2 separate regions of the Homo sapiens genome follow, and region 2 is linked to region 1. A link is an interaction called in ENCODE POLR2A ChIA-PET data of the cell type or tissue named here. Cell type or tissue: PC-9. All regions are shown on one strand. Links, peaks and the distances in the headings refer to the core of each region. The heading gives the core; the rest is flanking DNA.

Region 1 (12,346 bases), core at 1,820-6,819:
CGCCCTACAAGGAGCCACAGGATTGCAGCCATGGGTGCCACCTTTCATGGAAGGGGAGATTTATGGGCTTTCCTGGAACCCCCAGGCTGTCCTGGCCAAGAGGAAAGAGGTGGTTACTTCAGGAGTTTGACCTTAGTTAGATAACTAAAAGAATACATTTCCCCTCCCTTTTCTTTATTTCCTCAATAAAAATGTACAAAGTATCACCCTTCTCCATGCCCCAATCTGTGTTAAAGTCACAATCTATGGGTGTAGTTCTGGGATTCTGTCAAATTCTCCTTCCTGCTCTCCAAAATGGACAATTGTCGTAGGGACCACATGCCCCCAGAATACAATGGCCTCTGTGTTCTACTGGGGTCAAGCCTGCTAGAACTCAGCATTCATGACAGGGGCTAAGTGTGCATGAAGTGACACTGACTACAGCTAGAAAGCCAGGCGCACAAATGCCCCTTCCCCCCAGGGCCGCTCTTTCCAGCGCAGTCATCCAGAAAGGCCCACGTGCAGAGCCCCTGTGTCTCAGATGCTGCTTCAGTTGCCCGTCCTGTCCTCAGAGGCCACTGTGCTGGCCCTCTATCATTTGACCTGACTTTAGAACCTGACCTCAAGGATATGGCAGCGCTAGCCTTTAGCTCCCACAGCACGGATGGGGGTGATGCCAGTTAGAAGTGGGTAGTGAACGTTTGCTGAGCTGTTCACTGTTTCTCTCTTCTCTTTGGAAGCACCTCTCCGAGCCATGTGAGCCCCCTGATGCCACCGAGCAGGGGCAGCTTCATGACCGATGTCTGGCTGAGGCTGTGGCGGACACTCTCGGGGTTGTCTGCAGGAGAGCAAGCCAGGAGGACATGGGCCTGGACGACACGGCCTCGCAGCAAAGTGTGTCAGACGAGCAGTGACGGGCGTGCGGCCGGGCGGGGAGGCTGGCTCCCCCACACCTCCCACCTGCATTGCTCTCCCTCGTGCTCCCCAAATCACCACAACCAACCAATACCGCGATCCATGAGGGACTCCTCCTGTGGAAAAGGAGAGCTGTTCCAGAACACAGAACTGATCTCAGGTTTTTGAAAAAAAAAAAAAAAAAAAAAAAAAAATCAAACAACAACAACAAAAAAACCTCACATGATGGGGAAACAAAAAAAAGCAACAAAGAAGCCACACCACACCTCCCTGGCCAGGCACAGCGCTGCCCAGAGCGGCACACCGCGGACAGCACCACACATGTTCCAGAATCTGAAATCTCAAAAGCCATTCACTAACTTAAAACAACTCAACAGAGCCATGAAACAAATGCCCTGATGAAAATAAGACAACTGCATGTTACATCATCGGCACTTTATACATTACTGTTACCATGAAAAAGAAATGAACAGCAGCACGTCTGATACCATCAGCTGGGCAGATGCATTAAGGTTAAATCTAAGTGTCAAGAAAACCCTATTTCTTTATAATATTTATGCAGCTGTTAAGCGTAACATGGTGGCAGCTTCACAACAAGAACCGTGATCATGCATGCAGTCATGTCTCCAGTATTCTGTGAAAAGCCAGGATACGTTAGGATGTGAGTTTAGAAACTGAGTCCATTCGGTGCATGGAAATCCACCGCGGAGTCACACAATGCTCCTCACTGTAGTCCAGGCGATTGGTGGGCCGCCAGCACCCTGCGGGCTTCACAGGGACGCGTGCTTGTTCTCCAAGCCCCGCAACCCTTACTGTGCACACAACATCGCACACACCTTTGTTTTTGAAATTAAAATGTTTATAGTTATTGCTGCGTCCAGTGTTTTGAGTTATACTGAAGCTTCTCATTTCTACAAGTATATCTTTTATGGTGAGAACGACATTTGGGTAAATTCTGAGACAACTTTTCCCATCTTCAAGACCCCAGGAACCTGTATCCTTGCTGGGGTAGAGGTCCCAAAATGCAGTCCATAGAGTATCACTGGCCTGGTGAACCATCCCTTTTCAAAAGACAATAGTTAGAAGGAAATACTCAATTTTAAACAGTCACACAAATTTCTTCAAAGTATTTAGGATTTGGAAATTTGAGGAGAGGGTTGGGGGAAGGGTATTGTAGAGAATCTCTTGCCCCTTGGAAAGTAAATGGTAATGCTTTTCTAATTTTTTTTTTTGTAAACTAAGAATCAGCAATTAATAAAAGCAAGTGTACTCTATAATCACAGACAGAAGGTTCTTATTTTCAGGTCAGCACTCCCTAGAGGTGCAAACTTTATTTAATTTAAATGCAGTTGTTTGTCTAATGGGAAGCTGATAGGGCCTTGCTGCAGTTCTCTAAGGTGGCCAAATTAAACTTGGCTGGCAGCTCCTGTAATCCTCTTGGGCAACTTTACAGCCAAGCCCCAAGGGCTAAATGGCAGGCCTGGAGCTGTGAGTGTGGCCTCCCCACGGAGGGTGACTCCTTGAGTTCAGTGAGGAAAACCACGGTGCCTGGCAGTGGTCAGCCAGGAGTATGACTGGCCACTCCTTAGGCATCCAGAAGTAGGAAACACAGAAAGCATTCCACAAAACGGGGAATCTCCCCAAAGAGCTAGAAACCCAGGCTGGAAGGAAATGGCAGCGCAGGCAAGAGAGCAAGAGCACCCTGGGTGCTCCTCCATCCCGTTTCTCTGGGGAGGTTCATGAGGTGCTTCTTCAACAGTTATTCTGTTCATTGCTTATCACAGTTCACGAGTTCTCGTGGCATCTTTTGTGGGGAGGAGGGAGGATGAAAGTGACACAGTGTATCTACAACACTAAGGTCACATTAATCAGATAGGAATGCAGTGACGCTCTGCACCGTCTATGAGAGCGGGCATCTCGAGTGTGCATACCGAGGCACAGATGTGCACACACATCCGCAGGCAACTGCACCCACAGAGAAAAGGTGGCAGTATTGGAGTCACCCCAGGATTCTTGGGGGCTGTTTGACCAGCCATCAACAGTGCAGCCATACTTCTTTTTCTTTTTTATCGTGGTACACAACTTTTATATTTACAACTCATGAACTTGTTAATCTGGTCCTTCATCTAGTCAGCTATGTATCAGAAAGGACTTCCTGCAAAATGTTATATTCTAAGCCCCCATTTAGAGGAGGCATCCCTAAACTGACATTTCTTGCTAGAGTTGTTCAAATATTCTGCCAGTATATAGCTAAAGAGTTATTTTCCAGTTCAAGAGTTATTTGGGGGCTGGGCACGGTGGCTCACGCCTGTAATCCCAGCACTTTTGTAGGCTGAGGCAGGCAAATCATGAGGTCAGGAGTTCGAGACCAGCTTGGCCAACATGGTGAAACCCCGTCTCTACTAAAAATACAAAAAATTAGCTGGGCGTGGTGGCGGGTGCCTGTAATCCCAGCTACTCAGGAGGTTGAGGCAGGAGAATCGCTTGAACCCAGGAGGCGGAGGTTACAGTGAGCCGAGATAGCACCACTGCACTCCAGCTCAAGCGACAGAGTGAGACTCTGTCTCAAAAAAAAAAAAAAAAAAAAGAGTTATTTGGACACAGATCAAAATGGTTTCTCCTCTAAAGATAATATTAAAACCATAGCACTTGGTTTTATATAAATCATGTGGCCAATTTGGCATTATTGATTCTAAATTTTGCAGTGTGTTGAAATCATCTGGCAAGTAATTTGTTAAAATCATGCGATGCTTCAACTTCTTTGCCCACAAAATGTGCAATGCAATGCCTGTTTACTTAGCCCACCCGTCTCCAGCCTCATCTACCATGCTGTTTTGTCCCAAGTCACTATGCTACACAAGCATCCGCCATCAGCACACACACAGGTGTGATCCACAGACACAACCTTCTATGAATACGGTAATTGGCAGGAAAAGAAGAGGAGCAGGTCTGTTCCACATTTTCCAGCCCACCAGCGTTCCCACCCCCTTGATAACTGGAGGGCTGGGAACTGAGTGCCTGAATTTGCAGCTTTACTAGGATCTCTCCCTGTCAAGGCTGATCATCAGAGATGACACTATCCATTTAAAAGACTCACCCATCTCCCTGCATGTGCTTACCCTCACTGAGAGGTAAGAAGAAACAATTTATTAAACTATTACGTGTTAAGCAGCTGGCGGTATGATCTGCTAAGGAGGAAAAGGAAAGAATGATTTAGTAAATCGTGCTTCAAATCAGTCCTGATTCCTCCCATCCGACCTTGTTATTCTAGCTGAGATTCTTCATATAAGCAATACATGTTAATTCTGTGCTTTTCAAATTGAATTCCTCCCTGAGACTCATATCCAACCATCTGTTAGATATTTTGCTTTGTTTGAATAGGAGGCATTCCAAACTCAGGTATAAGAGAATCCCTGACTTCAATCTGCCCTGCTGCCCCCACCCCACCATCCGGCAAGAGCTCCTCACCTCAGCCGTGGCACCGACAGGGAGGTGGCGCTCAGCTCTGCTCCTCTCATCCTGGCTGCGTGCAGGGAGGGGACGGTCACGTGGAGTTCTGCCACGGCACCTCTTCTTCCTTTAAATCTCAGCATGACACTGTTGCTACAGGCTGTGTGCGTTTGGCCCTGAGTTCTAGTTATCTGTGAATTCATCTTATCCTTCATTAAATGTCATTGCCTTACAATACAGGGATTGCATCTGACATCTCCATACATGCTCCATGATCATTCTGTTTGACTAATACAACAATCATTTCAGGACCTCACCACAAGAGACACTAAACGTTCTTTGGATTTACAGCAGTTTATCACTGCTAAATGTCAACTCTGAGGTCTGGGGGCACAAAACACACTAAAAATGCTAAAGCCTCAAGAAGGACGCAGCAGGGAGTGATGAAAGAGTGAACTTTGGAGCCACGCAGACGTGGGTTCAAATCTCCTTTGTCACCGCTATCACTGTGCTCCTGAACGAACCACTTAAACACTCCAAGCTTGTCTCTTTACCGTTAAAGGGAAAGTGTGCAGAAGCTCCCGCAGCCCCAAGTGCTAGGGGCCACCCTGAATCTGTTCCACACAAGTGCATACTTTCAAGTAGGCAGTGACACTCCCACCCCACATAAGCACAACTGGCTTCAGTGATAAGCCCCTCAGACTAGCTATTTAACTTTGAAATAACCTTCACCAGCTTTCTTTCTCATTTAAGACAAAATCAAAGTCTACAAAACAGACACGGCTGAAACACCAAGCTCAAAAGGACAAGCACCAGAAGGAACATGGCCCTTGGTGTTTCAGATGCATGAAGGGCGGAAACGCAAAACGGCCTCCCGGAGGTGCCAGGAAAGGCTCCATCTTGATGGGGTCCCACTCCAGCTGGGGCTGACCAGCTCCACCACGCCTGGGTGCACATTGATGACATTTCCCCAGCCTGCCTCCCTATCTCTTGGTTCTCCTGAGGGCTGTGGTACTTTCAGATTTACGGCCAGGATCAGGTTCCCAGGCCTTTGTGGGAAGCCTCTACCCAACTCAGAGGCCGTGCCTCTCCTGGCCCACTGAGGCATGCAGCCCACACCGGTGTCCTGGTGATGGTGGCTGGAAGTCACAGCCAGCCTGCCAGACATCCTGAGCTCGGAACTCAGTCTCCCTGAACAGCCCCGCCAGGCAGGGACTGTGGAAGGAGATGCCCACTTCCTCCTCCTGGGCAGGTAGCCCTTTTGAGGGCTTAGTTCATAATCTATTAGGCCTCCCTGTTGTGGTCCCTCCAAGGCTAGGCAAGTCCAAGTCAAGCTTCACAAAGTTACCTCGGAAGAAAAGCGCTGAGGAAAGAGACACTGATGGAGGAACCAGACCTGGGCTGCGTGCCATTTTGGTTTTGATGTGAGCCCCTCCCGCCCCATTCACTGTGCCCCAGTGCCCAGCCCAGGGCTCCTCACCCGCCACATGCCCGACTTGTCCACAGTTAGAGAGAAGGCACACTGCTGCTTATACCAGTGGGTTTGTAGCCAATGCTAATTTGTTAAAAAAAAATCCTGGAAATTCATAGATCTTCACCAAAAATGACCTAAAAACACTGAACTGTTTATCACTCCAGTACCATCTACCACTTGGAGGGAAGTTTTTATCCTCTATCAGTTCTGGGGTTTCAGGGGTCTCTTCTACTTTCCTACTTCATTTTTATAGTACCCCTGTTATGGGCTGAACTCCGCATTGCTACACCATTATTCCTGATAAGCCCAGCCCCTGGCACTGGGCACTCTCCACAGTTGTGTGGAGTGGTTGACAGTTTCCTTCTGTGGTGTGACATCACTCCTGAGATGACAGCCACTTCCTGCTTTTCTGGAAGGGAAACTAGGCATAGAAAGATTCAAAATTGCTCCCGAGTAAACTAAGGCAAAGCAGTGCTCTTATGCAAACCCGTGGGCCTGAGCTCTTGTCATCTGGTCGGCTGAATATCAGATGCTATCAACACTTCCAAAGGTTGTGTATTCCTCCCACACAATGCCTCCTGTCTGTAACCATCAGATTTATTTTTATATTTATTAAGCAGTAAGCAAACAGAGTTGGGGGAGATGACCTAAAATGGTTTTCTTTTGGAATAATATTTTTTAAAAAATCAAATAACTGTTATCACTTTAAGTTGCATGAGGCTGAAGCTGCACCTGGAGAGGAATTTAATTTTCATGACATGCAAAACTGATTAGGCAGTGAACTCTTTCCTCCCGCTTCCCCTGAACACATTTATAAACTTCAACGGGGGTGAATTCCATCTAATACTCTGAAAACCATTTCTCATCTCACAGTTTACCCAAATCATGTGCATGACTGCAAGAGGAAATAAACAAGAAATCTTTAAGCATAGATAAGCCACAATGGATAGTTAATCTTGTACAGACAATCCAGCATTAAGGCTAATTTGATCTTTTAAACATTTTATGGGAAACAGCTGTTGAGTTTTCTCTAGAAAAGCCCACAAGGTTCCATAACCCCATAGGCATACAGCCTCGACAGGCAGGGCTCCATCAGGCTCCTCTTGAACTGGGCACTCCTTCACGGAAGGCAGGAATGCACGTGTCTTCACTTCCTGCTGCTCTGCACGCACGTCACGATATCTGGCAGAAGGTGGTTTCTGTTTTCCTTGGTGACCTGTGGGAAGAAGTGAGAGAACAGGCTTCAGAGCTCCTTTCCTCTTCTTCAATCTTGTGCTAGGTAACTCTCTAAAAGAAACGCCTGGAAGGCTGGGAGAGGGTGAGGTATGTTTTGTTACCCAGGCAGGAGGCCCAGCTCTTCAGGAGCACTCAGAAACAGGACAGGAATCACCGAGTCCCAGCATCAGTTTCTGCCAAGTGACAGCTCAAAAAGTCAAAGTGGGTTTGGAGCCCAGACAGATTTCAGCCAACCATGGGGAGAGCTGTGAAGTGAGTCCGACGAGGCACACCGGGACGGATGATGGGCACACAGGACCCCTGAGCACGACCTGTCCTGAATGGAAGGAACTCAACTGTTGGAGTGAAGCGAGGAGGAGAGCCTGGGAGCCAGCGGGGCCCAGGAGGGCACCCAGCAGAGCAGCAGTGAAGCGCCCAGGATTCTGGGATGCTCAGTCATCTACCCGCCTCTCCACAAACATCAAGTGCTCATTTGAAACATGGAGAAGTGGGAGAGCCAGAGACGTGAGGGTGCCTCCGTACAGACTGTTACTCAGGCCTCCTGACTGCAGTGTGTTCTCCAACACTTACACCATTACAAAATCAAACAAAAGCAACAAAGAGTTCACCAGAGCTTTACCCGATGATCTGTTTATTTTTCTTTCACTACCACACCATCCCGAGTGCCCCAGGGTAAAGGAAGGGCCATCTCTGCTCCCATCACAGTGCCTTCCTACTTGGCCCATATAATATCCATCCACTCAACACACGCTGATGGGGTGGAAGGGCAAACAGGAGCCAGGCACAGAGATGCGCATAGAGAAGCACCACAGGTAAGGACCCTGACCTCATGGAGCTCGCAGACCAGGACAGGACAGGCATGAACAAGGACAATGAAGGAGTCTGGGGGGCAGGCAGGAACAGGGGCATGTGTGGGGTCAGGGGCAGGAAAGGCTTCCAGGGGTGCTTAAGCCTGGATGTAATTTCGACAGGTGAACCATGGAAAAGGGGCTGAGCCAAGGTTCCCGGTAAGAGCAGGGAGTGCATGTGGAAGCCTTCTGAGGTTCAGGGTGGTTGTATCTGAAGAGGGGGCCTGGCATACAATAGGTGCCAATACATGTCTGAAGAGGAGATGCAGAGCGGACCTCGTCAATTCTGGTTCCTGGCACCTGCTCACCCTTCTTGGAAGAGTGCTCTGGTTGTCTTTAGGAGACTGTACGGTCTAGGAAACTTGCCCCCAGCCAACAAGTGGGCAAGCCAGGCCCTGGCAACTTCTCTGAGATCTGTACCCCAAGAGGAGTGACTGAGATCTGCACCCCAAGAGGAGTGAGCTCACGCAGCAAGTGCCAGAAGCTGATCCCATTTCTACTGGTCCTGGCTGCGTCAATCCCGTGATCCCATTTCTACTGGTCCTGGCTGCGTCAGTCCCGTGATCCCATTTCTACCGGTCCTGGCTGCGTCAATCCTGTGATCCCATTTCTACTGGTCCTGGCTGCGTCAATCCTGGGCGGCTGTGGCTCCACTTGAAATGAGGACAGTCAGCTTTTCCTTTGGCTTCATGGGACAGCTCCAAAGCCTATAAGGCTTTTTGATGCTGTTTTCACTTAAGTTAGCCAAAGTCCATTCCTGTTGTTTGCATTCAAGGAATCCACCTGAGGTAGAAAGGAGGCGACACAGAGGTGGGCACCACAGGGGCCCTTTTCTTCCACTCTGAGTTCAGCAGTGATTGCAGTAGCTTCTGCCTCCAGCCAGGCTCTGTGAGAGTGGACTGTGATACACAGCTGGAGAATTTGCTCTGGTCTTCTATGACACAGTACGGTGACTACAGAGTAAATAACAAGGTAGTGTATATTTCAAGATAGCTAGAAGAGAAGATTTTGAATGTCATCACCACAAAAATGATAATTTAAAGTGACAGATATGGAAATTACCCTGATTTGATCATTATACAATGTATACATGCACTGAAACATCACACTGTACCCCATAAATATGTACATTATATCAATTACAAATTAAAAATTAATTTGAAAATTGAGCAGAATGCAAACACTCCAATATTAATATTTTGATACTCCCTTTGATTTCCCTAAGATTATTTCTGAAAATTATGCAATAAAATGTTGATGTGCAACTCTCTGCAGTATTCACTTATGATATTCCCTGTTGAGAAAAGCACACTCCCAAATGCAAGAACAAGGATCACAGCATCTGCCAACCTCAGGAGTCTTTGCCTTATGTGAAATTCTAGTCTACTTTTTATTCAACAGCCAGAATTTTGGTTGCAGAAAGCCTTTCCTGAGAAGCTAATTAGAAGAGGGAACTGGGAGCTGGGAGCAGGAAAAGGAAATAAAGAAGACTGCAGAAAGAAGAAAGTAATCCCAACCATTCTTTTTTTCTGCACTGGAGCCTTAAGAGAAAGAAAGGAAGCTGAGTGAACCTGAACCCTTGCACCTGCCCAGTGGCTGTAGGGGGGCCCTTGGTAAGAATTTATCCTGGGCACAGTGAAGATAAGACTGTGAGCACCATGGGGTCAGAGGCCACATCTCATTCATCCTGTGACCTCCAGATCCAATCCCTTGCTTATTAGGAATGTTGGGGGCCCTTCCCACAGTTTCAAGGAAATGCATGTGGTTTTGTTTTGCTTTCTTGCACATAGTTGTATACTAAGAGGCATTTCTTCCCCTGCCTGCTCCATCCATGTTTTCAGGTCTGGGGTTGTTAAAGTCAGAACATAAGCAGGACCCAGTATCTGGTACTGCATCTGTGCCCAGCAGATGAGTCAAGTACTGTCTCTCGCCGTACCTAGGCCAACCAGATGAGAAGACAAATTTGTGATATCACCACCTCAACTTCTTATTTAAACAATCAAGAAGCGGGAAGGGGAGACTGAGCAGGGCATACAGACACTGATCATATTAAACAAGTTAGAAGGCAGTGAGGTAGCATGCAAGCAGCCTGGAAGATCAGATAATATCCACTCACTGCTGCCAAGAACATGTGCACCCCAAGGTCTAAACAAGAGGCTTAGTCATACTATGAAGCTGCCAGCTTGAAAAAGAACTAAAGTTGTTGATAACATTTTCAATGTTATGACATTAACTAGAAGGCAGCAAAATCAATCAATGACACACTCATTGGGATACAATGGGATAAAACTCAATGGGATACAATGGTAATAACCTCTTAGAGTTCTGAAAAACAAATTATTGAAGAACCCATAAGTCACCTGCTATGATTTGACTGTGTCCCCCACATTTCATGTGTTGGAAACTTAACCCCCATGCAAATAGAGGTGGGACCTTTAAGAGGTGATTAGGTCATGGGGGCAGCCCTCATGAATGGATTAATGCCATTATAGTGGGAGGGAGTGAGTTATGGCAGGACTGGGTTACTGATAAAATGATGTCTGGTTCTCCCTCTCTATTGTTCACTGCTAAAACTCCAGTGGATAGAACAGTACCTGACATACAGTGCGTGCTCAATATTTACCAAATAGATGAATAAAAATACTCCATCACCAATTTCTTCTACTGATGCTTTACTAGGTAATAGGAGGTGCCAAAGATTGTATCAGTGAGATTTTATTTTCCTTCTCAGGTACTGTTCTTTCTTTTCTTTTTTCAGCTATTTTTTTTAACACATCAGAGAATGTTATCGTTTTGCCTCAACTGTCAAACATAATTCTTCAAAAGTCAACAGAGGAAGAAAAGCCCACTACACTCACTCAGAGTTTTACTCTTCCCATTGTTCTTTCTTCCTTCCTGATGTTCCAGGTCTCCTTTTACCATTTCCTTTCTGATAAGAGAACTTCCTTTGGCCATTCTTTTAGAGCAGTTCTATTATGACAAATTCTCTTAGTTTTCCTTCATCTGTGAATGTCTTATAGAATTATGAGTCGACAGTTGTTTCAACACTTGGAAAATGTACCACCTCCTTCTGGCCTTCATGGTTTCTCCTGAGAAATCTGCTGTCACTCATATTGTTTTTACCCTATAGGTAAGGTGCTGCTTTCCTTTCACTGCTTTCAAGACTTTAATTTTCATAAGTTTGACTATGGTATGTCTTGGCATGAATTTGAGTTTATCCTCTTGGGGTTCACTGAAAATGTAGGTTTATGTCTTTTGCCAAATATGACAAAAATGCAGCCATTACTTCTTCAAACACTTTTTCAACCCCACACTCATCTCCTGTTACTACAATGATGTGAATGTCACATCTTTTGTTATAGTCCCACAGGTCCCAGAAACTCTGTTCATTTTGTTCATTACTTTTTCTTTTAAGTCTGCTCTTTGTCAGGTAATTTCTATTGTTCTACCTTCAAGTTCACTGATTCTTTCTCCTGTCATCTCTATTCTGCTGATGAGCCCATTCAGTGACTTTTTTATTGGCTATTGTATAGTTCTAAAATTTTCATTTGATTCTTCTATCTTCTAGGTTTTTGCTGAAACTTTCCAGTTCTTGCTGAGACTATTTTTCATTTGTTTCATGTGTATCTGTAATTTTATGAAGCATTTTTATGATAGCTGTTTTCAAATCCTTGCCCTATAATTCCACTATCTGAGTCACCTTGCTGTTGAGATCTGCTGATGGCCTTTCCTCACTCAGGTTTAGGTATTCCTGATTCTTGGCATGACAAATGATTTTCAGTTGTGTCTGTTGTGTTGTTCCTTAGGTCCTTAGGTTCCTAGCCAGTCTGTCTTTTTCTCTTCACTTTTCAGGTCTTCTTATGCTTGTATTATAAATAACATCCTTAGCAGGAAAAATAAACACAAGTGTGTCTACTCTATCTTGTCTAAAACTGGAAGAGTTCTCGGGTGTTTTTGGAAAGTACTCTGTTCACCCAACGTTATGAAGAATAAGTCAAGATAATATTACTAATTTGTGTGGTATATTTCCCCCATATCATGAGCTCAGTCTCATCTTCACACTATGCATATTCATTGGAAAGTACTCTGTTCACCCAACATTGTGAAGAATAAGTCTAGATAATATTACTAATTCGTGTGGTACATTTCCCCCATATCACGGGCTCAGTCTCATCTTCACACTACGCATGTTCAGCTGGTAGCAAGGGGACGCTGACTCTGACCCCTTTTCATAGCTCATTTTCTTACCTGGAATGTTCTCCCTTCTTTTTCCCATTTCCTCCTTCAAGAGCCAACTCAAGAACCCCTTCCTTTGGACACCTCTCCACTACCACTGCTCACATAGATCTCTCCCTTCCCTGCCCCTAGATTTTGATTGCCCCATGGTCTGTTTTTCTTGAGGGCAGAGATCATGCCTCACAGGTGCCTAAACGATGGACTAAGT
Region 2 (12,346 bases), core at 2,373-7,372, 130 kb before region 1:
TCCCTTAACTCAAACCATGCAAGTTACTGCAGTTCATCTCATGGGAGGGGCTGAAATACACGCTAGTAACTCCTCTGCCCTTCAGCCTTCAAAGTAAGAGTCAGCTTTTTCTCCCCATTTGGGACATCAAGCCTAGCATGTAAGACTTAAAATTTTTTTCTTCATTTTTGCTTAATTCTCATGCCAAAGTATACTATAATAAATATGTGAATTTAGTTATATTGTTCAAAGATCTACACAGACACATTCATCCCGCTAACACATCAAAGAAGTATTTACGAACGCCCATCTTTTTAAAAAGTTTGCAGCATTCTCTGCTGAAAGAGAGAATTCTCACTGGTTAAATGTTGCAGTCCCTCTGGGCAGTGATGTGCCTTCATTAATAGAGAGAATTGAAGAGCCAGAGCTGGTAAATCTTCTAAGGAGCAGGGAAGTAAGGTGTGCTTAAGGCACAAAGGCTACTTGAGTGGCTTCAGGAATTCAAGACAGGTGACAACTCTAGACTCACTTGCTGAAAGAATTTTGAAAACCTTGCTCATTCAGCACCTAGGAGTGCCCTCTGAAAGGCCCTCCTTAAAGTGCTTCCAGAATAGAGAACTCAATCTGGTGAAGCGCCAGGGAAGCCTTTTCCTTGCAAGGCTGACCACTGGCATGTGCCTTCCTGTGCTGGCTGTAGGCATCTTGTTTTATAGGATGTACATTTGGAACCTGCAGATTTCAATTCTATACCAGGTGCTCATATTTAGGACAAGATCTTCAAGGTCACAGATTTTCCCATTCTTTCTTTCCTTGAACTAGCAGTTTTGGAAGTACTTTGAGTGGTCCAAACCATGGTGTTTCTACCTTAGGTGAAGAAAGGCTATGAATGAGACTGAGATAGTTACTATAAAATTTGAAACATCCAGGGAGGAAGAGAGGATAAATACCTGTCTTATCAGAAAAAGCAGTGGCAATTGCAAAGATGTGACATGTAAATGAGAATCATGAAGTAATCGGAAAAATTCCATTGAACCCAAGCTCCTATAGCCTATGCGCTTGATGAACTGGAACAATACCTGAGGCCTTCAGTCACTTGTTTCACTTTCTGAAAAGCATTAACTGAAATACCTACTATGATCCTACAAATCTTCTAGAAGATAAAAGTAAAACTGTAAATAATACCAGTGCCTGCTGCCAATGACAGTGCATTCTAATGGGGGATGCAGGAGAGACAGACATATAAAAAATAATTTGGGGCTGAGTGTGGTGGCTCACACCTGTAACCCCAGCACTTTGGGAGGCCGAGGTGGGCAGATCGCTTGAGCTCAGGCATTCAAGACCACCCTGGACAACATAGGGAGACTCCATCTCTACAAAAAATTCAAACATTAGCTAAGTGTGGTGGTGCTACTTGGGAGGCTACTTTGGAGGCTGAGGTGGGATGATCGCTTGAACCTGGGAGGTTGAGGCTGCAGTGAGCCATGATTATGCCACTTCACTCCAGCCTGGACAACAGAGCAAGACTCTGTCTCAAAAAATAAAAAATGAAAAATAAATAATTTTGAAACAATCTCATAAGTGCAACCAGTAAAATAACCTGTATTTATGAGTACTTATAATATTCTGGTTCTTGAGCTAAAAATGTACATGGATGACCTCATTCAATCTTCACAATAAATTGCTGAGGTAGGTAGGCACCAGTCTGCTGTGCAGATGAGAAAACTGAGGCTCAGTGGACTGAAACCCATCTCACAACTAATAAGAGGCAGACCTAGCATCAGAACCCGGGTCTGACTCCAGTGCCCATTCTTGCTGCCAAGATTCTGTACGACTTTCCGTGTGATAAAAAATGATATGCCAAATATTTTAAGAGTCTCTAGAAGGAGACAAGTGATCAGGGCAGTGGAGAGAAGGATAACAGGATAATCTTTGAGGGGATGTCACTTTGAACTACTTCTTTATTCCATTTTATTTCTTCTACTGACATATTATTTGTGCCATTTAAAAGTCATTCTCTTATATTAGGAATATAAAAGTTAATTCGTCAGTATCTGCCTTTAAAGGTATATGTGTGGTGTTGTTACACTACACAGAAAGTGGTATATTATTTAAATAATATAAATTTAAATATATATTAAATTTAAATAATATTACGTTTAAATAATATACCACTTTATATGTAGTGTGAGGAATTTTAACATTATTTCTCCTTCCTTTCCTTTGTGCTATTATTGTCATATATTTATTCTTACATATGCTAAGAACACACAATCCGTTGTTTACTATTCTTGCTTTAGAGGAAAATTGCTCTTTTAGAGCAATTAAAAATTTCTAAACATGATTTTAATTTATTTATTTCATTCCCAATGCTCTATATCTTTGTGTAGATTCAAGTTTCTGACCTGAAGTTTTCTTCTGCCTGAAGAACTTTCTTGAACAGCTCTTGAGTGTAGGCCTATTGGCAAGACATTTTGTCAGTTTTGTTTGCATGAGAAAGTATTTCTCTTATATTTTTGAAAGATATTTTTGCTGGGAATAGAATTCTATGTTGATAGTTCCACAAGATGGCAGTTCTCCCAGCCATCTTAGCACTTTATAGATGTCCCTCTATGACCTGCTGGCTTGCATGGTTTCTGAGGAGTCTTCTGCAAGGCTTACCTTTGTTCTTCTCTGTGGAATATGTCTTTTTTCTGGCTGCCTTCAAGATTTCTTTTTGTCGTTTGTTTTCAGCAGTTTGAATATATGTCTTTTGTTTCCAGCAGTTGTTGCATATGGTTTTTGTTGTTTGTTTATTTATTCATTTGTTCATTTGTATATTTATGCTCCTTGGTACTATCTGATCTTCCTTTTTTTAATTTTTTTTATTTTTTGAGACAGGGTCTCCCTCTGTCACCCAGGCTGGAGTGCAGTGGCACCATCTCAGCTCACTATAACCTCTGCCTCCTGGGTTCAAGTGATTCTCCCACCTCAGTCTCCTGAGTAGTTGGGATTACAGGCATGTGCCACCACAGCCCGGCTAATTTTTATATTTTTAGTAGAGATGGTGTTTCTCCAGACCTCAGGTGATTTGCCCGCCTGGGCCTCCCAAAGATCTGGGATTACAGGTGTGAGCCACTGCGCCCTGCCTGATCTTCTGAATCTGTGGTTTGGTGTCTGTCATTTTGGAAATTTATTGGCTATTATTTATTCAAATATTTCTTTTGTTCTGCCCTCTTCCTCTTCTCTTTCTGAGGTTCAAAACATGCCTATGTTAGACAATTTGGTATTGCTCTGAAGGTTTTGGATACTCAGTAATGTTTGCAGTTTTGAACTCAGTTGTATTTTTGTGTGTCAGTGTGGGCCATTGCTGCTGACCTGTCTTCATGTTCACTGATTATTTCCTCGACTGTGTCCAGTGTGATGAACCTGTGGAAAGAAAGCCTTCTATATCTGTGACTGTGTTTTTCACTTCTATCATTTCCACTTGACTTTTTATTTTATAGTTTCCATCTCTCTGCGGAGATTACCCATTCAATCTTTCATCCGGCGTTGTTTTCCAGTACAGCCCTTAACATATTAATCACAGTTCTTTTAAATCCCCTGTCAGATCGTTCCACTATATGTGTCATCTCTGAGTCTTACTTTGATTACGGCTTTATCTTCTAGGAGTGAATTTTTTTTCTTGCCCTTTTGTGTGCCTCATAATTTTTGGTTGACAGCTGGATGTTCTGTGGAGGCCCATAGAGACTGAGGTAAATAGTTTTTATGCCTGAAAATGTGCATACATTTCCTTTGCTAGACTTCTGATATGGGGGGAGGAGTTGAATGAACCTAGTTGGCGAGTGGGACACTGTTGAGCTTTGTTGTTGCTGTGGTTATCCTCAGGGCATCATGGACCCTGAATTCCTGGAGGGATAACTTGTGTTCAGGTTGGAGAGTGAGGCGGGGTTGCCAGAGTGAAGTCTGCTGGGTCCCCAGCTTTCAGGCTGCACCTCAGAGTGGCTGCATGCTCTTATACCTTTCCTGTCCCTCTCCCATTGGTATATGTTTTACTCTTTACTTGCAACTTGTTACCTTGGTGGCAGGGGGTGGGACACGGAGGACATTCTGATTAATTTTCTAATGAAACCCCTTGGTCTCAGGGATGCATCCTGAGCTTTCCTCTCTCCCCTGTCTGTAATCCTGGGCCCAGCAGGTGTTCCTGCCCCTTCCTCAGAAGGAGAGTTTCTCATTTTTAAACAATCCCTTCCCTCCCAGCTGCAGTGAGTTTTCATCAGTGCCCTAAAGACAACAGCATTTATTGACCTTTCCTCCACAGATTACAATTTTTGTTCCATTGGAGAGTTGGCAGAAGGGCCCGGCTGAGCCGTGTGCTCCTGTGCATGTCTGCCTTTTCTCCCTTCAGGTCTGCGCCACATCAGACATGTTCTTAGGGTGCTCACCAGTCTTTTCTGTGAACACCCTGTAGAATTCTGAGAGAAGGAGCCGGCAATTTCTATGGCTCCCTAAGGCTTTACACTGTCCCACCAGCCCACACATAGCTGTGTTCACCAACTCATCGATTCCACTGGCCAAAATCTTCCCACCAGCTTTGGTTGCATCTGCCCCAGGTGAGTGAGTGCTTATTGTCTCTTTTCTCCCTGAAGGTATCTTTCTCTCCTCAGATTTTGGACTAGGTGTGGTACAGGAAAGGATTCCCAATCCAGACCCCAAAAGAGGGTTCTTGGATCTCGCACAAGAAAGAATTTAGGGTGAGTCTGCAGTAGAAAGTGAAAGCAAGTTTATTAAGGAAGTGAAGGAATAAAAGAATGGATCCTCCACAGACAACGCAGCCCAGAAGGCTGCTGGTGGCCCATTTCTATGGTTATTTCTTGAGTATATGCTAAACAAGGGGTGGAATATTCATGTCTCCCCTTTTTAGACCATATAGGGTAACTTCCTGACGTTGCCATGGCATTTGTAAACTGTCACGGCGCTGGTGGGAGTGTAGCAGTGAGGACTACAGAGGTCACGCTCATCGCCATCTTGGTTTTGGTGGGTTTTGGCCAGCTTCTTTACCTCAACCTGTTTTATCAGCAAGGTCTTTATGACCTGTAATTTGTGCCAACTTCCTCTCTCATCCTGTGACTTAGGATGCCTTAAGTGTCTGGGAATGCAGCCCAGTAGGTTTCAGCCTCATTTTACTCAGCTCCTATTCAACATGCAGTTGTTCTGGTTTACGTGCCTCTGAGAGCTGTCTGCTCTACAACTCAGTTCTGTAATGAGATTTTTAGAAAAGTCATGTATTTAAAGTTTGTGGGTTTTTTTTTTTTCATTGTAAGTGTGGAAGAAACATGCTTTACAGCTTTGTATATCCCAGAGAAGAAACCAGAAGCCTTCTGAAGTATTTTAATTTTACATGAAATTTGGATAAATTTGGTATATTAGAGGTTTTTGTTGGCAAATGTCAAAAATACAACTCAAAATTGAAACTATATTGCTTCACATAGCTGGAATGTCCCAGTGTGGATCATGATTGAGACATAGCCTTACCCAGGATAAATAATGTTAGCAGGGCTCTTTTTGTTTGTTTGTTTGTTTGTTTGTTTTTTCGAGTCAGGATCTCACTGTGTCACCCAGGCTGGAATGGAGTGGCTTGATCACAGCTCACTGCAGCCTGGATCTCCAGGGCTCAAGTGATTCCTCCTCAGTCTTCTGAGTAGCTGGGACTACAAACTGCACCCAACCTTGTTAATTCAAGTTACATAAAAAGGCTGTGCATGGTTTTGTGTGTGTGTGTGTGTGTGTGTGTGTATAATACATGTTCAAGTGCAGAAAATGCAGGAAGGATAACTCCTCAAATAGTCATTAACTGTGATTGGTACTGGAAGTTAGGTCAGAGTAAAGCAGATAACAGAAACTTTCACTGTACACTTTGTGTAACTCTGTACTTTTTTTTTAAGTTAACTCGTATTATTATATTTTGTTTTAAAGAGCATAAAGCATAAATGTGGAAAGTTTCAGTGTTTACAAGAGAAAGCTTCAGTTATATGGAAAAATCACTACCTGAACCATCTTATTCCTATATGTACTAGATTGATGAAATGTTATTACAAATAGAAAAATCTCAGGACAATGTGTAAGTTAGATATCCAGAGAGGTATGCAGAAGATTAGAGGGACAGGAGGGCATTACAAAAAGTTGCCTTATAGTTCATACATTAACATTGTTTATCTTGCTGAAATACCATGTGGGTAAAAGCAAGCAGCATGCATCCTGATAGGAGGTGAATGAACTTGGCTGTCATACCCATTTCCCAAGGGCAGGATTCGCTACACACAAGATTATAAGACCTTTAAGAGGGAGGAAGCCTGTAATCCCTGCACTTTGGGAGGCTGAGGCGGGCGGATCACGAGGTAAGGAGATCGAGACCGTCCTGACTAACACGGTGAAACCCCGTCTCTACTAAAAACACAAAAAGTTAGCCAGGTGTGGTGGCACGTGCCTGCAGTCACAGCTACTCGAGAGGCTGAGGCAGGAGAATCGCTTGAACGTGGGAGGCAGAGGTTGCAGCGAGCCAAGATTGCATCACTGCATTCCAGACTGGGCAACACAGCGAGATTCCATCTCAAAAAAAAAAAAAAAAAAAAAAAGAGGGAGGAGAGGAAGCCCCCAACAGAATCCAGGAAGCTGCTTCTTCTCCACAAGGAAGAGAGAGCTAAATAGAATACAACTCAAAGATGGAGAAGCTGTTTCATATATGGAATAGTTAGAGGAAGGCTAACATGGAATTAAAGATGCAGGAAACTGTAAAGGAAGACAGAGTGTGTGCATAAACTGTGTTGTTTCTACCACTTCACTCCAAGGTGAAATGAGCAGGATACTTAGAGAACAAAAGCATCTCTCCCTCGTCAGTCACTGTCATTATCTCCTGTTTCTTCTTTATTGAAGTCCACCCTTGCTTCCTTCCTCAATGGCCCACCTCCCCATACATCCTTAAGCTAAAGCTCCAGACCCCAACACATGCAGAAACACACAGACCCAGGATTACATTTAGATCCTAATTCTCAGGAGTCCAGAGGAGACCTTTGAGTTTTGTGCATTCCTACATCTTGGTAGATTATACAATTTCAATGTGCAATGTCGACTTCATTTGTGTTTATGGATACACTAATTAGCAGTCATGAAATATGACCTTAAAATAATATTTTCTGTCTAGTGTGTTCTCTTAAGGGTCTGAATGTGTCTGGCTGCATAAGGTCAGCTAATCAAAGAATCAGGGCTTGTTGCGTTTCCTTTATTAACGCCACATTTACTTGCCTAAGTAGCCTACTCCTGCTGGATACTATCATCCCTGCATTGTTTCTGTTTTTCTTTTTAGTTAAAATCTCCCAAACTGTACTTCACAGGTGATAAACTATTACCCCATGTTCCTTTCTCTCTCCTTATATTTTAGTCTCCCTTAGTAATTTTCTTTTCACTCTTCTGTTTTAGGTTAATCAGATTCATCTTGTTTAATGCCTCTTGTCTGAATAATCCTGAAATTCTATTGCTAAATACAGTGTTTATTGCAACATAGCTCTGGTATCCTCTATGAGGTTTAAAAAGAACTCTTTTATTACTAGTTTGTAAGGGATGTTTATGAATGGGTGTTGAATTTATTTTTCAACGTCCTTTCTGCACCAATTGAGCAACATACAGTTTTTCTTTTTTACTTTCTCAATTTTGTGAATTACATTAACATCTTTTCCTAATACTATATCATTATGAAGTGGACCAGATTTGATGATGATGTGTTTTTATACATTTATAGATTCATTTTGTAAATAGTTCATTCAGAGTTTTTTCATTTATATTCATAGATAAGAATATATTTTCTTTCTCATAATATCCTTGTTGAATTTTTACATTAGGAAATAGCCTGCCAATATGGACTGTGAAGTTTTTCTAAGATGCACATTTTAAGGCAATATCTTCTCCTCTACAGATTGCTTTACCTGGGTTCTAAAAGTTCTAGTTGGTACTACTGCTTTTCATTGTCATTCATTTTAAAATATGTTCTAATTTTCATTATAATTTATTCTTAACTGTTATTTCCATTGTTTTTATTACATGCAAATCCAAAGGATTGTGATTATTACAATTGTTATTTTGCCAACTTTTTATTATTGACTTCTAATTTAATTGTAAAACTGTGCATGATATTAATTTTTGGCATGGATCAGACTACTTTTGTACTTTAGTAAGGCATCAATTGTTTTAAATGTACCTATGTTTGAAAATTATATTCTTTCTCTTTTGGTTGGTGTAAGGTTCTAATATACATATCTCTTAGATGAAGCTTGTTAATTCTGTCGGTCAAATATTTCATATGCTTATTTATTGTCTAATTGAACTATCATTTTCTGAGCTAGGTATCTTAAAAGCTTCCCCTATGATTATAGATTTATTAATCTTTCCTTGTAATTCTACCTATTTTTACTTCAGATATTTTTGAGACTACATGGCTAAGTGTATACATTTCAATTATTTTATCTTCCTGGTGACACTCTCCTTTCATCATTATGTACTGCTATGTATTCTATTTTGAGTAAAAGCCTCAATATTTTGCTTACTATTAAAAGAGGTAAGGAAACTTTATTTTGGTAAAAATGTATTGATTTTTTAAAAATTATTTTGCCTAAAATTTTTAGGTGACTTTAATATTTCTTCTAAATCTAACAAGATTTTTATTTTTAAGGCAGACCGAGAGTCTGTATTTTGATAGGCAAATTTTATCTGTTTACATTTACTGAGATTACTGATATGTTTGGACTTTTTTCTACCATGGTATTTTTTGTTGGCTTTATGTTCATGATGCTTTTTCTTTGTCTCTCCACCTTTTCTTTCTTACCATCTATTGAACAAAATGAAATTTTTTGGTCCTTTTTTTCCTCTAGTACTTTGAAAATTGAATACTGTGTTTCTAGCCCTTTAGTGCAATGATTTGCAATATGTGGTCCCCAGACTGGCAGCATCAGCATCACCTGGCTTTTATCCAAAAGTCAGATGATAACAAATGCTGGTGAGGATGTGGAGAAATGAGAACCCTCTTGCATTATTGGTGGGAATGTTAATTAGTAAACCACTATAGAGAACAGTTTGGAAGTTCCTCAAAAAACTAAAAATAGAGTTTCCATATGATCCAGCAATCCCACTGCTGGCTGTATGCCCCCAAAGAAGGGAAATCAGTATATTGAAGAGATATCTGCACTCCTATGTTTGTTGCAGCACTATTCACAATAGCCAAGATTTGGAAGCAACTGAGGTGTCCATCAATAGGTAAATGGATTTTTTAAAATGTGGTACTTATACACAATGGAGTACTATTCAGCCATAAAAAAGAATTCTATCATTTGCAACAACATGGATGGAACTGGAGGTCATTATGTTAAGTAAAAAAAGCTGGGCACAGAAAGATAAACATTATATATTCTCATCTATTTGTGGGATGTACAAATCAAAACAATTGAACTCTTAGAGATAGAGAATAGAAGGATGGTTACCAGAGGCTGGGTTGGGGGTATTAAGGGCACATTGGGAGGAGGTGGTGATGGTTAATGGGTATAAAAAAAATAGAAAAAGTGAATAATACCTTGTGTTTGATAACATAACAAGGAGACTGTAGTCAATAATAAATTAATTGTACATTTGAAAGGAACTAAAAGAATATAACTGGATTATTTATAACACAAAGGATAAATGCTTGAGGGAATAGATACCCAATTTTCCATGATGTGATTATTACGTATTGCATGCCTATACCAAAATATCTCATGTATCCCATAAATATATACACCTACCATGCACTCACAAAAGTTAAAAACTTAAAAACATTATAAATGATGCTGGAAAAACTGGATATGTATATTCAGAGGGATGAAACATCTAGTTTCATCCTATCTCTCACCATACACAAAACTCAAATCAAAGTAGATTAAAGACTTAAATAATATAAGACCTGAAACTATGAAACAATACTAGAAGAAAACACTGGGGAAATGCTTCAGGACCTTGGACTGGGCAAAGATTTATTGAGTAAGGCCTCAAAAGCACAGACAACCGAGGCCAAAATTGAGAAATGGGATTATATCAAGCTAAAAAGCTTCTGCACAGCAAAGGAAAGAATAAACAAAGTGAAGAGACAACCCCACAAAATGGGAGAGAAATATTTACAAAATATTCAACTCACAAGGGATTAATAACGACAATATATTAGGAACTCAAACAACTAAATAGCAAAAAAAATTAATAACAATTTAGAAATGGGCAAAAGTTCTGAATAGACATTTCTCAAAAGAAGACATACAAATGGGCAACAAGTATATGAAAAAGTGCTCTACATCACTAATCATCAGAGAAGTGAAACTCAAAACCACAATCAGCTATCATCTCACCCCAGTTAAAATGGCTGTTATCAGAATGTTACAAAGGCTAGCAAGTAAGGGAAGCACTTATACCCTGTTGGCGGGAAAGTGAATGAATACAGTCACTATGGAAAACAGTATGCAGGGTCCTCAAAAAGCTAAAACTAGAACTGAAATGTCATCTGGCAATCCCAAGGCTGGCTATCTATCCAAAAGAAAAGAAATCGCCATATTAAAAAGATATCTGTGCCCCCATGTTTATGATAGCACTATTCACAACAGCCAAAATATGGAATCAACCTCAGTCCCCATCAGCAGATGAATGGATAAAGAAACCGTGTATATATACACAATGGAATTTATTCAACCATAAAACAAATAAAATCCTGTCAATTTGCAACAACATGATTGGAACTGGAGGACATTATGTTAAGTGAGATAAACCAGGCACAGAAAGACAAATGTTGTATGTTGTCACTCATGGGAGCCAAAAAAAAAAAAAAAAAAGAAAAATGAATCTCATGCATTTACTCCTGTGAGGAAGTTTTATCATCCTCCACTACTTTTTATGTTAGTTTCTTGTTTTTAAATTTTCACCTTACTGGAACAGTTTAAATTTAAATCCCACTGCCCTGTATTATGAGGACTTGAGGTTTTGGTTTATCATGGATGACAGATTTTTATCTACTCTACAGCAGGCAGAAGGCAAACTCTTTTTGCTTTTTTCCAGCACTGGTAAATGAAGTTTTTTATAATTTGCTCTTTATGGACATGGAACCTATTCAAATATGCTAAAACCCAATTCCTCAGCTCCTAAGACCTATATCCATGTCTGTGTTCCCTTTGGGTTGGCATGGTGTCAGTTCAGACTTAACCATTCTTATTTCAAATTACCTCTTTGCTTCTGACTGTTACAGGGGCTGGGGGAGTGCCCCCTTTTTTGAGTTAACTATTAATTTATTTTTTTCTTACAACTTTTTTGATTATATTATTTTTATCATGGATGGTATCCCTTATGCATTACCATGCTCCATGAAGCCTATCAATATTTTGCAAAGTCTGATGGATGCTATTTAATGGGCTCCCAACACACATTGTCTACTGAGGTAGAATCTGCTTCTGGCCTGAGAGTCACTCTTGTAATGAGTTATAACCATTGTCTGAAGATGTTTTTTACTTTACAAAATTCTATCTCATATTGTCAGCTACTATTTGGAAATATTTAATATCCCCAAATTGAATGATCATATTTTCTGTTAACAACTTGTTATTCTGGAAGAGTGGTGCTTCCCCTCCCCCAGAAATGGTGGCCTACATTTGAGATGTCACTAGCTTTACTTTTTCTATTCCTTCTTGAACATTTTTCTTTTCCCCATATCACCACCTATGCCTCAAAACATCTGATGGTTTTCCACAATTCCTTTGTTTCCGGCTTTTAATCCCTCAGCTGGGCTCCCTCCTCAATTCATTAACGTGGTTCCCTGTGAACCTCCAAATTTCTTCTCATCTTGTCTGCTCCTTTCCAAGCACTCAAGAGCCTCAGCTTCTTCCTGTTCTCTCACTTTGAACTGCATGCATCTTTAACTCAGCAGCCAGTTTCTGCGATGCCATTCAGCCTTGTATACCCCGTTAAGTTCAAATATTGGTAATTCCAAATTTGGGGTGAAATTAACTGAAGCTGAGAAAGAACTAACTGAATACAACAAAATGCAAAAAATGGCAAATGATAGAATGAATCTGGGAGATTAGTAAGGATGGAGAAATAGGCGAAAAGGTGATGAGTGGGATTTGGAGAGAAAATTGCACTTTAATCAAATGGATGTATAGCTTCCTAAGACAATGCCCAAATATAAGAAAATTCTGTAAGTAGCCAGTTATTTCATTGAGGGAAAGACAGTGTGTGTGGGAGGGGTGTCTCCAGACTGAAGATAGCATATGCCTTATTGCAAGTGTATTAGCAAAGAAAAGTTTTGGGGTCACCTTTATTTGGAGACATTTCTCTC

Evidence for each region. Peaks named below come from ENCODE experiments on the same cell type or tissue, not always from the same donor. Only the 100,000 strongest peaks of a DNase experiment are listed, where the experiment ranks them.
Region 2: POLR2A ChIA-PET joins it to region 1 with 15 read pairs; 2 of 35 experiments call an interaction of 5 or more read pairs at or near these places.

What each region holds. Positions count from the first base shown.
Region 1 is chr1:232,972,851-232,985,196 of GRCh38, reverse strand. It overlaps NTPCR (nucleoside-triphosphatase, cancer-related), which reads right to left. Exons shown (of 5, transcript NM_032324.3): 5 at 1,315-7,034. The coding sequence ends at 6,966. PCNX2 (pecanex 2) reads left to right here. Exons shown (of 34, transcript NM_014801.4): 34 at 720-1,762. The coding sequence ends at 893. Among named protein-coding and RNA genes, the nearest start is that of NTPCR, 28 kb to the right of the region's middle. RefSeq lists an enhancer at 6,244-7,443. In PC-9, for the core only: no CTCF peak of the experiment used is centred there; no DNase peak of the experiment used is centred there.
Region 2 is chr1:233,100,592-233,112,937 of GRCh38, reverse strand. All of the region lies in intron 21 of PCNX2 (pecanex 2), which reads left to right. Among named protein-coding and RNA genes, the nearest start is that of NTPCR, 160 kb to the right of the region's middle. In PC-9, for the core only: no CTCF peak of the experiment used is centred there; a DNase peak (open chromatin) is centred at 5,107; H3K27ac peaks cover 2,049 bases.